Linked DNA regions of Mus musculus: region 2 is linked to region 1. The links are chromatin loops, found by intact Hi-C in ENCODE. Cell type or tissue: left cerebral cortex. All regions are shown on one strand.

Region 1 (8,000 bases):
ACTTTCTCTAGCTCCTTCATTGGGGACCCTGTGCTCTATTTTGATCCTTCTTAGAATGGGGAACAAAATACCCATGGAAGGAGTTACAAAGTTCAGAGCAGAGACTGAAGGAAGAACCATCCAGAGACTGCCCCACCTGGGGATCCATCCCATAAACAACCACCAAACCCAGACACTATTGCGGATGCCAACAAGAGCTTGCTGACAGGGGGCTGACATAGCTGTCTCCTGAGAGGCTTTGCCAGTGCCTGGCAAATACAGAAGTGGATGCTCACAGGCATCCAGTGGCTCATGCTTTTAATCCAGCACTGTGATGTAGGAAAGCCTAGTCTGCATGGAAATGTAGCATAGCCAGAGCTACATAGAGAGAGCCTGTCTCAATTTTTTAGAAAAAGAAAACAAAACAAAACTCTGTGTGTGTTGCCTGCCCATCACTCCTTCCTCTTGGTTTTTTGTTTATTTTGTTTGATTTTTTAAAATTTGTTTTGTTTTTGAGGCAGGGATTTCTTTGTGAAGCCCTGGCTATCCTGGAACTAGCTCTGTCTGCTTGTTTCTATCCACAGAGTGCTGGGATTAAAGCCACACACCACTTTAAGTAGGGATTATTTAAGTAATCTCCGTGTATTAGATCTGCCCGAACTTCTTCCTGCTGAGGGGAGGGAACAGAGTCATAGACAAAAGCATGACCCAGTGTCATTGCCTTCCGGGAAGAAAAGAATTTATTAGAATCTGGAACATTCCCCTTGCAAGCAGACTTGGTTTTATTTTGTTTATTTTGAAATGTTAATGTGACTCAAAGACACAGATGTCTTGAAACAGAAAGAGTTAGAAAGAAGGAAGGCTCCCAGCACTTGGAAGGTAGAGGCAGGCAGATTTCTGAGTTTGAGGCCAGCCTGGTCTACAAAGTGAGTTCCAGGACAGCCAGGGCTATACAGAGAAACCCTGTCTCGAAAAACAAACAAAAACCAAAAAAGAAAAAGAAAAGAAAAGAAAGGAAAAGAAGAGAAGAGAAGAGAAGAGAAGAGAAGAGAAGAGAAAAGAAAAGAAAAGAAAAGAAAAGAAAAGAAAAGAAAAGAAAAGAAAAGAAAAGAAAGGAAAAGAAAAGAAAAAAAGAGGGCAGGCTAGAGCTTTTTCCTGTTCACCAATCACCAAATTCAGAGGGTGGGGGGCGGGGCACATCTACCCTCCTGCAGCTTCCTAGGTGGTACATGGGGGACTTTAAAGTACCCAAGCCAGTGCCTTCTAGGAAGAGGTCCTGAGACAGACCCTGACACCCAGGAGCTTAGAACCCCGCCAAGGCACCTGGGTGTTTGGAACCGCTCGACTTCAGGAAAGGAGGGAGATGCAGCCACAGTAGAACGCACAGTTCCCTGCATCTGAGGCTGTGTTCTGCCATCCAAAGTGCTACGGCAGCGTCTTCCACTGAAGGCATGAAAGCCTCCCTTGTCTTCAAAGTTAACTATTTCCTGAATCTCATTTCCACATGTTCTTGTGTTTAGAAAACGGAGAGGTTCGCTTCATCTTGGTGCTGTCACGAAGATGAATACAACCTCATGGCCTCCCCCAGCTAGGCGTGGCCTTTGGAGGTGAGTTTTGGGCCAACCAGAAGCTAGGGAGCACAGAGACAGTTTGTTAGAAGTACGTGGTTAGCTGGGTCTGCAGGCCTTTTACCTGTCTTGGGCCACTCTGTGGTCACTTGAGACTCCTAATGAGCCTAAACTGGATGGCTTTCCAGATCATGGGACCAACAGGCAACTTGTACTCTTATTCATGGGTAGAGCTTAGGAACGGCCCTGACTTTGACAACACAGGGCCTTAATCTCTCTTTTGGTCTCCAGGAGTCATCTTCTTAGTGGCTCCCCAGAGCCTCATCAGACCTTCTCAAACTTCTCCACTGAAGTAGCCCTGACAAGAGTGAGTGTGTGCCCCCAAGCAACTGATAGGAAATTTCTTTCAAGTGCCTTTTCTATCTTAAAAATTCATGTGAATTTTGCATCTGGCTTTATAATCTATTCATGCTTGTTTTTAACATAAATATATTATTTCCTTGACGTATTCAAATAATATGACAGTTCAAGGAAGCTGCCAGCAGAGGGGGGCTGGGTGGCAATCGAGTGGAGAGGAAGAATGCTCAGGCCTCACAGTCGACGCCTTGGCTAATTCTCTCCCCAGCACAGCCTTTCAAGTAGAAGGTTAGAAGAAATCTATTTATAATAAAAGAATTAAGGTGCTTTCAGCCTTTATAGAGCATACTGTGAACACTCCTACAACCTTTTTCTCTAAGAAAAACCCTGGAAAGGAATATCTGTGTTGCCTTAATTCTCAATGGCCTTACTCTGTCTGGCTATCATTGTCCCCTGCAGTCTGTGAGTTCTGTCCCCACTCTATGGTCACTTGCCGATACTGTCTCTATGACGTACATAGAGAATGGCAGCCTTCTGTCCAGACCCCATTCTGATAATTACATGCAAGCTATCCTAGTTTGCTTTCTAACTATTCTTTCTTTCTATACACTATGACCAAAAGCAACATGAGGAAGAAAGGATGTATTGCATCTTACAGCTTAGAGCCCATCATGGAGAGAAGCCAAGACTCAGGGCAGGAACCTGGGTGCAAGAACTGAAGCAGAACCATGGAACACTGCTCACTGGCCTGCTCTTTTGGGCTTGCTCATCCACATTTCTTACACAACTCAGGACCCAATGCCCAGGGATGGCATTGCCAGCAGGAGGCTGGGCTCTCCCACACTAATCATTAATCAAGAAAATGCTCCACAGACGCATACAGGCAATCCATTGGGGGATAATTCCTCAACTGGGGTTCCTATTCCCAGATCACGCCAGCTTGTGTCAAGTTGACCAAGAACCCTAGCCAGCACACAAGCTTTGTTTGGAACTCAACTCTGTCTTAAACCAAGAGAAATCTCAGGAGAACCTGGCCTGTTAAGGTCCTGCCCTGGTCTTGAGGCCCTGGCTTAATTTCATGGGGGACTTTTTTGTGTGATGGGGCCATCTGCTGGTGGCCAGATGTTCAGGACTGTTTGAATAAAGAGAGGAGGCCATGAAGTGCTTCAATTTAGTGCCAAGACGGGAGCTGGATATTGTGGTCTCATCTTGTAAATGAGAGGGTGCACTGAAAAGCAGCTGCCCACAGGCGGTCAAGAAGCTCCTGGCCATAGAGCCCTAGGAAACCCCAGTCCAGAGAATGTGGAGATGTTGCGAGGTCTGGATGCAAATCTCTGTCTTATGTTCACAGGGTATATAGGGTCCCAAGAAGAAGTCGGTGCTTCCAGAATGTCCCCAAGAGGCTTCTTAAGTAGCTGTGCTCAGCAACCAGGTGTCCAAACAGAGCATCCTAGAGCGGAGAATGGTGTTTCTCCTCGGGGAGACTCTAGCAGTATTGGAAAGTGGGCGGAACTCACAGATGAAGCGCAGGCAGAGGTTGTAAAGAACTGCAGTTTAATGTTTCTTTTTTTATGTGGCCTTAAAAACACATCCTCAAAGGCTTGGGGAACTTCAGAGGAAATTTTTGTCTATCAAGTATTTAGTCATGGGATCTTTCTTTCTAGTGTATGATCTAAAAACAAAACCAACCAAACAAGCTGGAGCTTGCACGACACACACAATTAACTTTCCCCTCCAGAGTGGTGTCTCAAGAGGTGACACAGCAACTCTAAGATGCTCATGATATCTTCAGAACCATCTGTGGGGATGACTGGAAAGCTGTTCCCAGTGACACTTGTGACTCAGCTGCTTGAATCACCCATCTTATTCTTTAGCTTTGTCTTGGAATAATTCTTGTTTGATTCCAAAGACACACCCATTGTCAAATAAGTATTATCTTTCATCAAGCCTGTTTCTCTGTAGACTATACACTTCTTGAATGGATGGAACATGTCTGGCTTATCTTTGGCCACTCAAGCCCTGGCCAGGTGCTTCAGAGATGCATGAATGGTATTTGTTTCTGTGATGGCTCACTCCCCTCCACTGAGATGTTGTATATGCTGTCTAACCCAAGTATCAAAGGGTTTGCCTCAGAGCATACACCTTTAGTCCCAGCACTCAGTAGAAGCAGATGAATGGATCTTTGTGAGTTTGAGGCTAGCCTGGTCTGCAGAGTGAGTTCCAGGACAGCTAAAGCTACACTGAGAAAAAAATCAAAACAAACAAACATTTACCTTTACTTCTCAGTGAATTAAGTAGGTAATCTTTACTCCAAAGAGTATTGCTTTAAATCTTCCCCCACAAAGCCCATGGTAGATGCCTGTGGAACCAGAGCTAACCTGTTCACTTTGTTCGTCACACAGATTGGGCCATCAACATTTTCTCCTACACTGCTCTTCTTTGGGAAAGCACAAAGTGAAGATGAAAGACACGTGGAAGAGGAAATTGGCACTTGATGGATTGAATATATAGTCACTTATTTATTACACTTCTTAGAATTTGGTATAATTGCTTTGACTTTTGCAAGCTGGGAGAAGAGATTTCACTAGATAATGCTCTCAAGTGATGGTTACCATACTGTGTGTGAAAGTGAAGGTTCTAAACAAAATACGTTAAAAAAAAAATAGTTCCAAAGAACTGAATGGGATCTGGAGACCAGTCCCTGGTGGGAGGAGGCTGGGAAGCTGGCAAGTATTCCTTGGCCAGACCTTAAGTCAAACTCTTTGCTCCTAGGACTGGGAAAAGATCAAGTCCATGTGCAGTTCAAAGCCTATAGATGCCTGCGGAGCTTTTCTGGGCAGAGATTTCCAGGGTGAGGATTGGTGGGATTTCAAGTCCTGAGCTTGGGGAGCTCAGGGATTGGTGGGTTTCTGTAGAAAGTTTAGGGATTGGTGGCCTTTTTTCCATCCTCCTTTCCCTGCATTGGGCCCATGGGTCAGGAAGGGAGGACCTTCCTGGGCACAGGCAGCCTTAGCTGAGGCAGAGGAGCCGCTGTGGGAGGATGGAGAAGAGGTGGCCCCTGCTTTGACAGTTCCTGTGGCGGTACCTCACGGCCCGTCCTGGACAACGCTTTTATGTGTACCATCTGCTTCTCATAAAACCCACAAAGGAGGAAGGGCAAATAGTAGTATGCAGGTTCAGACTAAGAGCAGGAGGCGTCCAAGCAGATCCCATGCTACTGGTGAATGGCAGTGCTTAGCATCAGCTCTTCAGGTCCTGGCTTAGCATCAGCTCTTCAGGTCCTGGCTCAATTCATGTTACTCTGGGCTTGACTAAAAGAGCTATAGAAGAAACTTATTTTTTAAATAAAAGTATCAGGCTTCATCTATCTCCTACTGGGGAAGTCATGTTCCTACTTTTTGGTTGCTAGAGCCAGAGTGGAACAAGAGGGACCAGGAGGACTCTTGTCAGAGCGGAGGTAAGAAGCACGAAAGCATTTTGTGTTTATCTGAGTGGTACAGGGGTTCCAAGCTGGCTTGTTTGTTTGATGCTGAGTATTCTAAGGGACCATAATATCATTGTAAATATGTAAACCCTGTGCATAGATGGGTCTGTGTTTCTCCCAAACAGCAATATTTTTTTAGCAATCGTTATTTCTATGAAAATGCAAAATCTTCTTTGATACATGACCAAGGGATGTCTCCAACCTCCCACCTCCTTCTTCACCCCACCCCTCTGAGAAGTAAGAGCCTTTTGTTCTTCTACCTATAGATGAGGGCCATTACAGAGGTGGAGATCTCAGGCTTGGACTGAATAGCCCTTGATGAAGGGGATTTGGCCCAGGCCAGAGAGGCAACATGAATTTAGAGGCAAGTTCTTAGGAAAGGGGAGGAAACACCAGGGCCTGCTTCCTGGAAGTCCTTCCTAGAGCTCAGACTGTGCTGGGCCTACCCAGCTGCTGCTGCTTCTATTTCTGCTGTGTGGGACAATGGCGTTGGCATCAGAAACTGCTTTGCGGTCACCAGTTGCCTCTGAATCCAATGTTGACATCACCCCTAGGTGACAAGGACCCTCTTGTGTATGTTGCCATGGCAACCGCCACACACTCCCAGCGTGCTCCTCACCTGTGTGACTCACCTGTGTGCGGTGAAGCATGTGACTACGTCACAGCCCAAATAAAAGGCAGAGACCCCCAACTCCTCGCCCCTTCTTTCCCTTCTTCTTCTCTTCCTCACTCCTCCCCCACCCCCAATAAACCTCTTCTCGTGGGACTGTGCTGGCTTGGTGTGATCTGTCCGGATATGAGCCGCCTTCTAACACAACATTTGGTGCCTTGACTCGGGGATTGCTAGTAACCACCCAGGTTTGCCACCAACTCTAAGCCAAGTGTTTCTCTGCTAATGCTAATGCAACCTGTCAAAGTCACTGAACAGTTAAGGTTTTTGGTGTATCCCTGCCTTGGTAAATGAGTTTTGCTACTGTCATTAGATTCTAGTGTACTCTCTTGTCTAACTCAGATATGACCAGTAGATACTGTTCTCAATCTTGTCAGAAGTCTGCCAATTATGAACATTTCAGCTTATGACAGACAGAACCTCCCAAAGCCTAACAAAAGATCTCAGAGGATAATGGACATAGCTACAAGAGACTGCCTGGATTGTGGTATGATAACCACCGAGTAACACTGTGGGCAAAACTGGATATCCTAAGAGTCAAATGCCTCATATTGCCTTAAGTCAAGGTGGGTCGTTTCTCATTTCACATGTGTCTATTCCACGGGGGGGGGGGGGGGGGAGCTCTCCACATTCTGGGCTTGAAGTTGCTATGGAGACCACAGGGACCTGGGAACTGTTTAGGCAGTGGACTATAGATGAACTCTGTCATTTTTAATTAATACATGGCTCCTAGATTATAATTTATTCTTCCCCAGATTTCTGACCTCATTGACAGCTAAGCTAACAGTAGCTTGACAGTTAGAAAACAGACCTAGCTCCTTACTACTACACTAATAAACTTGTTCACTGGCTAAGACTGCCAGGTTTCTTACAGACTTCATGACAAATGATGCACAAGTTCAGATGTAAGCTTTCACAGGTGTAACCTGTCACTTCCTTACCTGAGCTCAGTTTCCAGCAACTAACTGCTTCATATTTCCTCTTCTTGCTATCCCATTGTCCTAACACTGACCAGCAGAGTTCTTAAGTATTGGCCTAACCCTAATAAGACATTCCACTATACGATCCAATGTATAATCACAAATTCAAAATTTAAGTTTTCTTTTTTTTCTTCTATTTTATTTTATTGATTTATTATATATTTTATTTATTTATTTATTTATTTATTATATTACAGTAAGTACTCTGTAGCTGTCTTCAGACACTCCAGAAGAGGGCCATCAGATTTCGTTACAGATGGTTGTGAGCCACCATATGGTTGCTGGGGTTTGAACTCAGGACCTTTGGAAGAGCAGTTGGTGCTCTTAACCACTGAGCCATCTCGCCAGCCCCCAAATTTTAAGTTTTCTTGATTGTCTTTTAACTAAGTGTAAAGTGTTTCATGCTGAATCTATAATATAAGCTATCATACTCAAATATAAGTTTCATTTGATTGTACTTTAACTATAGACTTAAGGTGTTTCTCTTATGATCAACTATATTCACAAGGTCAAGGTTTTGAATATTCTTTGTCTCTAAATTATAAACTTAAAATTGTTTCTCATTATGTATATTCAGTTTCCTAGACAGAAGGAAAAAGCCCTTCTTGTTCCTTCTGCTCCACGAAAGGCTTAAGGTTCCCCATAAGCTCATCTTAAAGACTGTTCATATTGTTAACTCATGTTCTTATCTCCTCTGTAAACTCATAAGCTACAGGAAACCCACTCAGTTCTACCTCTCATGGACCAAACAGACTCCAGATAAGTACATCTGCTAGTCAATAGCCTAAAGTTCCCACTTCCTACCTATTTCAGGGGGAGAGATTCCTCTCCCTGGAATTGAGACTCACCCCCAACCACCAAGACCTAAGGGTTTCAATTTTTTTTCTCCCAAACACACTTAACTTTATTCTCTACCTATAATGTGTGTGTGTGTGTGTGTGTGTGTGTGTGTGTGTGTGTGT
Region 2 (8,000 bases), 370 kb before region 1:
GAGCCACCAAGGACACCAGGCTACAGCAACTCAATTTCTCTGTGAGCCATCTCCAGGCAGCAAAGGGCATGGCATCCGCCACATCACCAAATGCTCACCGGCCACAGCAGACTACCTGTCACTAGCCCACCAAGTAAAACCCACAACAGCTGTCTCTCAGGGAGGAACCAGAAATACAGCGATCCCTCGGCTGGAAGCCAGTGAACAGGGCCAGCTTACCTCTGTCCTTCCGACTAGGACAAGAGGGTGGGAAGTCGGGGAACACTGTCATTCAGCAGGATGTAAACTGTGGACTGCTGAACTCCTGGGCATCCCCTGCCTCTGCTCTTTAGTAACAACGCTTTCGGTGCTATTCAGTGACCACACACAGAGGTCCTTGCTAAGTGCTTTACGTAAAGTGTCACTAACACAGGTGCCATGAAGAAGCACATTATTGTCGTTTTTGAGAAATAAAGCAATGAATACTCAGGACGGTTTAAAAATCTCGCCTGAGGCCAAAAGAGCCATAAAGTCAAACTTCTCACTAAGCTTTTCCTGGATCTAGCATCTGCATTTAACCCTTTCCAGAAAGCATTCTTGCTGATGTCATCAGCTTCCTGGGTGTAAAGCAGCTGTGCTGGGTAGTCTGTGGTGAAGGGACTGGAGGAGAGGCCTCAGGGAGCACACCAAGTCTTACACAGATAAGCACTCAGCCAACTGCCTTCCCATTTGTTAACAGAGAAGCCCCGCCCCCTTTAACACCATTGCTCCAACCGTTTTCTGGGCCAGCTCATCAGTCAGTTGCTCGTTGGCCCTGGTCTTGTCCTCCACTTCTTGTGACTTCTGGTCGTAATTGACAGCCAGCTCCTCCAGGGCCTGGAGGACTTCTTTCACTTCGTCTTTAGCTGCCTCATTTTCGATCTGGAGGCGTGTCAGCTCCTCCTGGATCTTCTCATAGTCCCTTCTCGTGGAAGCCAGGAGCTGGGGCAAGGAGAAGGCCAGGTGAGTGCACTAATTATATGTCAACGACCTGCGCTCTCCCTGCACAAAGCAATTTTAAAACCAGATCCGGGAGAACAAGTTGGGAGCAGTCAGATTGTGGAGAACTCTCACCGTGTGTTACAGATGCTAAACACATTTTCAAGTGTTATTTCAAAAATCTTTTCTCTTTTTTACCTTTTAAGAATTTTATGCTCTAAGTCAGACTGAGACACACACACACACACACACACACACACACACACGTACACCAGGGCACTACAGCTGGTTGGCTTTTTCATGTTAAACAAAAGATGGGAGAACTGCTTTTAATGAGTGGCAGTACACTGGCAGAGCCGCTGGAAACAGTGCCACAATTTCATATTGTATTTAAGTTCATTTCAAAATCACCCAAACAGTACTTGAAATGAAGTTACTTTCCTTTACTGTTTATCAGAACTGTATAGAAGAATATACCCTAAAATCTATACACATGGTAAAATGAGGTCCTGGGTTTGTGGATGTTTCATGTAGCTGTTACCATTGTTATTGTCTGATTTCCTTAATGGACATTTATCAGTTTGCAAGGAAAAAATATTAAAGTCTGAATGGTAACAAAAGGAATTGATCCAAGGCAGCTGAACCACTCTTGGAGATGCAGAGTACATGTGGAAGCGGACAACAGGGAACATAAGTGGCCACAACCACAGCTAAGGTAGGAATCTATTAAACAGGGTTCACATGACTCCAAAGACACAGCCTGCCTCCCTGCAGAACCACACTCATTACACTGGAAAGATGATGGGAAGCAGAAAGGAAGGAAATGGTTACAGAGCTCCCTGGGTGTGGGGGCTGAGACTGGGACATCGATCTCTGCCACCTGCCGGCACTGTATAAGCCAACCAAAGGCACTTTAGCAACGAAGCATCTTAAAGCACAAAAGAGAAAAATACTTAGGTGATCTCAGCAAGAGAATGCTGTCTCTGGTAGATCGGCTGGCTGTGCTTGGCTTGGGTTCCTGTTTGTAAAATCCACTGCAGAACGGTGCAAAAAAGACATTTGTGGTAGAAATGAATGCCGGCGGGGGGCGGGGGGGTGCTGAAACCAGGTGGCCTCCTTTTTAGTGTACCAAATACAGAGTAGCAGCACTACGGCCCCAGCTGCCTTTCCTCTTTGATGGTCTACTTTTGATTTTGTTTGTGTATCCCCTGTAGGGCAGAACAGGAGGACACAGTCTATGCTAAAACACACACCAGCCTTTTGCAACTGCCAGGTTACGGAACCAGCCTAGGTGCCCATCAACAGACGACTAGGTAGAGAAAGTATGACAGACGTAGACGGGATGGATGGATGACAGGCAAATCAGCAAGTAGGTAAATATATGATGGGTAGGTAGATGACAGACAGACGATTAATAGATATATAAATACACACAATGAAGTTTTACTTAGTAGTAAAGAAATAGGAGATCATGTCATTTGTAGGAAAGGATCTAAGACATCATCATGATAAGCAAAATAAGCCAGACTCAGGAAGACAAATGCCACGTACTTTCTGTTCTACATGGACTCTTGAGGGCTTGGGAAAGGAAACAGAGAAGCAGGAGAGGCCGGTGAGATAGGAGAGGCTAACGGGGTGAATATGATTAATTATACTCAGATGCCAAAAACCATTCTGTCTATGAGGCAGTTCGTAGAGGTGAAGTAGCCTAAAATAACGGGATGCTGCTGCAGAGACTGAGCAAGCACCACCCTCCCCGGGACAGAGGTGTCTGCCCGCCCCCCAAAGACTAAGTGCGGCACAGAGCAACCCTGAGGCTCAGAGTACTACAGAGTCAGGAGCTTGCTGGCTACACATTGCCACAACCAACCTTTAGCAGACCCTGAGAGAAGGGCGACCAAGAAATCTCCATGCGCTTTAAGGTTTTAAAAAAAGGCTATTTGGGGTGGGTGGCGAGTGGGTGGGGGAGAATGTGGGGGACTTTTGGGATAGTATTGGAAATGTAAATGAAGTAAATACCCAATTAAAAAAAAGAAAAAAAAAAGAAAAAAAAGGCTATTTGCAAACTGTATTTCTAGGACTAATATTATCAACGAAAAGTGATTGAGAGAGAGAAAAAAAAAAACCCCTCTGTAAAAAAGAATTCATTGTGTCTGTTACCTCATCCTGATCCAACATCTGTTGCTTCAGCTTTTCAGCCAGCTGGCTCTGCTGGTTAATTTCATCATCCTGAAATGAAACATCATGTTTAATTTTTAGTTAGTTGTGTCGGTTTTGACATCCTGGTTCCCCTTCCAGAATCAGACACCAAGAGGCCAGTCCCGAGTTCACTCATTAGATGGGGAAAGTGCAGCAGGGGCCATTCCAGGAGCTTGGTAATCTGCCGTGTAGAGTTCTTTCTAGGAAAGGTAACATCTGCCTGGAGAACCCAAATCCTGCCCATCCAGAAACCAGGGGTCTCATACTTCGGGACTGAAAGGGACTACAGAGACATCCTTCCCCAAATAAAGATGTAAACTGGCAAGCCCATCTGTGACCAGGAATGTTGCCAAGTGACGGGAAGAAAGGGCTACTACACCATGCCCATTTACTTAGAGTAAAAAAACTCGAGCTTCCGTGGAGTTTTCTCCAATAGACGGCCCTCTTGACTGCAACCAATAGTCTTGCCAATTGAAAAGCAAAACAAGCAAAGTCCTGCAGCCGGCTGGGTGAGCACACAGGAAAACGACAGCTCTCTTCACTGCCACTAGGTGTTGCTATTGAGAAAGCAAGAGTGCTCTGCCTGCCTCTCTCCCCCACCAGCAAGCCACCTCCAGTGAAGGACAGGCAGGCAGCAGGCTTGAGGCGGAACCACTAGGGAAGAATGTGGCCTTTCCTGCTCTGTTTTCATGATTTCAAAGGAAATTTTAAGCACATTCTGTGAAAAAAAAAATGACAATGTGGCTCCAGGCTCACATCTCCTTTCATTATAAAAGTCCTATTGGAATGCCCGTCTCGGCTGGCACCCCCAAGCAGTCAAATAACAGCTCAGTGTATTACATTGTCTTTGTGACAGGTTTTTTCCTCAAACACAAGTTTTTTTCCTCAAACACAGGTTTGTGCCAGTGTTTTCCTCATTGAAGGACCCTTCTCCTGCACTTTGGATCCGCTTCAGAGGTGAGGTGAGGCAGGTGAATGGCGGAGCCTGGTCACAGAACCTGTTTGCCACAGACATCTGCACCATGTATGGTGGAGTCTACGCCATCACCGGCACGGGATTAAGCGGATGGTGTAGCTGGTACCCTCCAGAGCACCAGCACTCTCACGTGTGCAGGGAAGGCTCTGCACACCCTCGTCCTGTGTCTCTGGTCTTTCCTATATACTCGATCTCACTAGTATGCTCAGGAAGCTCGTGTGCACTGAACTTTATACACCGATGTTTCTTCCATGGTGAATAGAATATTGATTATTTCCCTCCTTGCCAAATCCTTCTGGCAAAAAGAATCAGAGAAATTACAGCATAGCAAAACTGCCAAGAACTGGCGCTTGCACAGCTAACTCACTGTTTTCTAGGCCATGCTTTCCTTCAGCTTCATACATTTAGCATGTCAGTTACAAGGACCAATTTTATATTTCTGCTCCTCAGCACAAGAAGAGTAAAGAGCTTAAAATAAAAGACCCAAAAAGTTCAACCTCATCACTTCCCCGAGGCAACGAAGCAAAACAACCCAAAATCCACAACTGCCCCCAAGGGACGGACAAAAATAAGAAGGGACAGGGTGATGTGGCTTGAGCTTGCACACGGCACTCTTGGCAAAGCCTGAAGATGTAGCCTTCCTCCCCGACAGGTGACAAGCTAAGATGTGATGGGAAACCATCCAGAGAGTTAAAACAGAGCTCTCCGAGAAGGCAAATCAGTGCTTAGAGACAAGCCTTCGAGTAGGCTTGCCCCTTATGAGGGCAACCTTCTAAGGAATTAGTGTTGTCTATCTGATTTCACTGTAATTTCCTAGGCCTTTCTGAATAAGGTGTGCTTGCTGTACTTTCTGCACGTCGAGTGTATCTCTCAGGACATGTTTAAGCATGCTCACTCTGAGATAAAAGATTTCAAGGCACTTTTCAGAAATTAATTTCGTAGTTGGATTTTTCTTATACATGAAATGATACGGTCACCTCCGCTGTCAAAAAGTCACCAAATCTGGATATGTTTTTTGATAAACAGTCATTAGTACAGTATGTAGTCAACTTACAGTTCTTGAATTTACTGCCTTCCGTGAGCAACACAAAGCCACCGTGTATATTTTTACTCTAGAACCCAGCCTCCCACTGTACTGACAGCCTTTCACGGCCCCATATGAGGCGTCTTCTACATCAAGCAAAGAGAACCCACAGAGGAGACTGATGAGCAACCTGGTATTTACAGCATCCTGTTATCTACCTGGGACTTTTAGTCTCCATAACAATCTTTGAAGTGACATCTGTGAGCCCTCAGTTACAGATAAGAATAGCGTACAGGTAAGCACGGGCGTCGTCCCTGCGCCTCTTATCATTAAGCTGCAGGTCTACTACAAAGTGCGAGCTTCTCCATCAAGGATCAGGACCTTGCGTTTATCTCTTCTTAGACCCATGAGGAATAGCACAGAGGGATTTGGAGAAACTATGTAATCTTTCTCCCACTGTGTCCTAGAAAGACGTACTGAGCCTAACCAGTTCCTTGGTTAAAGGGCTAAGGCCAAAATGAAGTGAGTGTGGGGCTCAAGGTCAAGAGCTAGGAAAACACGCTCCTGCTCTGTCAACTACAGGCTGTGAAAACTTAAGAAAGACATGCTACCAGCCAGCGAATGCCCCACTCCATCCCAGAGACTTCAATAACCGAAGAAGACACTGTGTCCCAACTCATGCATTCTCAAAGAATCTAAACATCTAAATCATTGGAAGCATGGGGCCTTCCTCTAGAGTCTGAGAGGTCACGTGAGAATGACGGCCAATAAGACACAGTCAAGCGGCACAGTAGACCGAGAGCTTTGATGTCCTCCGGGGCATCACCTCTGTGCTCCACTCTCTCCCATATCTCTCAGCATCATAGAACCAATTCTGACCTGTCATCCAAGAATCAGTACATGTGGGAATCTGTAAAGTGAGGAAGAGATTGCGTGTGGCTTTTCCTCACTGTTGAAAACAATAGCAGTTCTTTGGAGAAATCAATACGTTTGCAAAAACTATTAACTTACTATTGATCTACTTTTGCATTGAGGTGTTGAGTACAATTACCCAGGTTTAAAAAGGCAGGCGGGGGGGAGGGGGGCGGGGGGGGACTCAGCACGAAAGGCAAAGTACCCAGTTCTCATGGGTATCTTCTGAGATGTGTTTGTGGAATGGTAGGGTCACCCTGCTTTAATGTTTGGGTGACATATAACATGGAGAACCACAGACAAGCAAAGGAGAATCCTCAACCAGTCACATTCAGCTTGCAAAGGTGATAGCAGACTCTGGGCTGTAACCCAAAGACAGAGCCCTGTAAGATTAATGGTGGCATTCCCAGAACAAAACTATTACATCCGGGCCAGAGGTGTCCCCATAGCACCTGAGCCAAACCACCCCAAGAAAGATTAAACCAGACTGAAAATATCAGCAACCTTGATGAAATGAACTGAAAGCGCTTAGGATATCCCAAGGGCAATATGCCAGCATCACAGGGCGCACTGATTTAAGTTTCTGGGCCTCCGGGGTTCCTAAGTGGACTTTACTGGGGATGAGTGAGACCTGCTGTTCAAGGAATCTTTTCTCTAGTCACATGACTATTTGAGTTTGTCCTAGGAGAAAGCAACCCCAGTTAACATGGTCAAACTGCATCACCCATTAGTCTGCCTCCGGGAAGAGCTTCACAAGGAGAGAGGGGTCAGTCATTAAAGTGATTAGGTCCGAGCTCAGGGCCATGCAGCTATGTGATCAGCCTCACACTTGAGCCAAAGGAGTCGCCTGAACCTAGTGGGGCTGCTACTGTTGACTTCTCTGAGAAGAGAGGGGAAAGGCACGGAGAAGGAAGGAGGAGACAAACACACCCACATACTCTCACACTGCCGTCCTCTTCTGCAATAATCTACCCAGATTTCTGGAAGTGAGGTCTTGTCTATCTAGACCAACTCTCCCCTCCCCCAGCTCTTTTTGATTATAACTTTCTGTAGTAATCAAGCTAGAAAACAGATATCAGGAAGATATACATCAATAATGGTCTGCAGCCTACCTCAGCTCCAGGGGGTTGACTGCAAGTGCCACCTTCAGTCTTTGTACCAGAGTGAAGACTACCAGTCTCTGGCTAATGTATACAATAGGCACACAGGAGCTGCCTTCTGAGAGAGCACTAACCCCACGAGGCAAGGAAAAACAGGATAGAAGCCTACCATCTCTATCTTCATTTTGTATCTCTCTTTACTTTCTGCCAGTCACCTGATCAACTCCGCAGAGAAGCAGAGTTAATACTCAGGGAGGGCCTATCTAAAACGCATGATACCTAGCCTATCAAATCCCCTTTCAAGGCACATGGTACAAAGAGTACCTGAAGGTCTGTAGCTGGTAACCCAAACCTGTAGTGCCCTTGCATTCCAATAACAACAGACTCTGGGAGACACGTTATCACAGGGCGAGAGCAGTCTTCAAATGGCAGCTCTCCGGGCAGTTAGGAACTGACATGTCCACACAAGCAATAGTTCTTGGAAGCATCCAGTAGAACCAAAACTGAGGCTATCCCCACACACTGCCTACCATCCCAATGTCTCCCCTATTTAAACATAATGCTCAGGTCTGTGCCCTGCAGATGGGGTTGGGGTCATGGAGCCCCTTCCACATTCTTCCCCCTGATGTGGCAACACAATCAACTCTTCCTCTTATCTCTTCACCATTAGGAGATAACTTATCTCTTTAACTGGCCCACTGGGGCTGAGTGGCGTCTTTCGGGCCCACGGAGATGGGGCGCCTGCTCTGAACCACAGACCTTATCATCGAGCTGTCGGTACAAACTGGTGATCTCCTCGTCATACTTCTCCTTCTCGGCAGAGATGCCGTCC

Evidence for each region. A loop is a pair of places that touch in the nucleus more often than their neighbours do. Peaks named below come from ENCODE experiments on the same cell type or tissue, not always from the same donor. Only the 100,000 strongest peaks of a DNase experiment are listed, where the experiment ranks them.
Region 2: it touches region 1 in a loop (5-fold over the local background); 40 of 42 quality-filtered maps call a loop at or near these places.

Annotation. Positions count from the first base shown.
Region 1 is chr2:49,354,017-49,362,016 of GRCm38, reverse strand. No RefSeq gene overlaps it. Among named protein-coding and RNA genes, the nearest start is that of Gm25215, 40 kb to the left of the region's middle. In left cerebral cortex, a CTCF peak has its summit at 3,024 (motif pointing left); DNase peaks (open chromatin) are centred at 3,038, 3,445 and 3,663.
Region 2 is chr2:49,723,077-49,731,076 of GRCm38, reverse strand. Kif5c (kinesin family member 5C) reads right to left here. Exons shown (of 26, transcript NM_008449.3): 12 at 7,928-8,000; 13 at 3,118-3,186; 14 at 754-960. Among named protein-coding and RNA genes, the nearest start is that of Gm46738, 20 kb to the left of the region's middle. In left cerebral cortex, CTCF peaks have their summits at 58 and 3,704 (motif pointing right); DNase peaks (open chromatin) are centred at 3,725, 4,229 and 4,457; H3K27ac peaks cover 1,616 bases.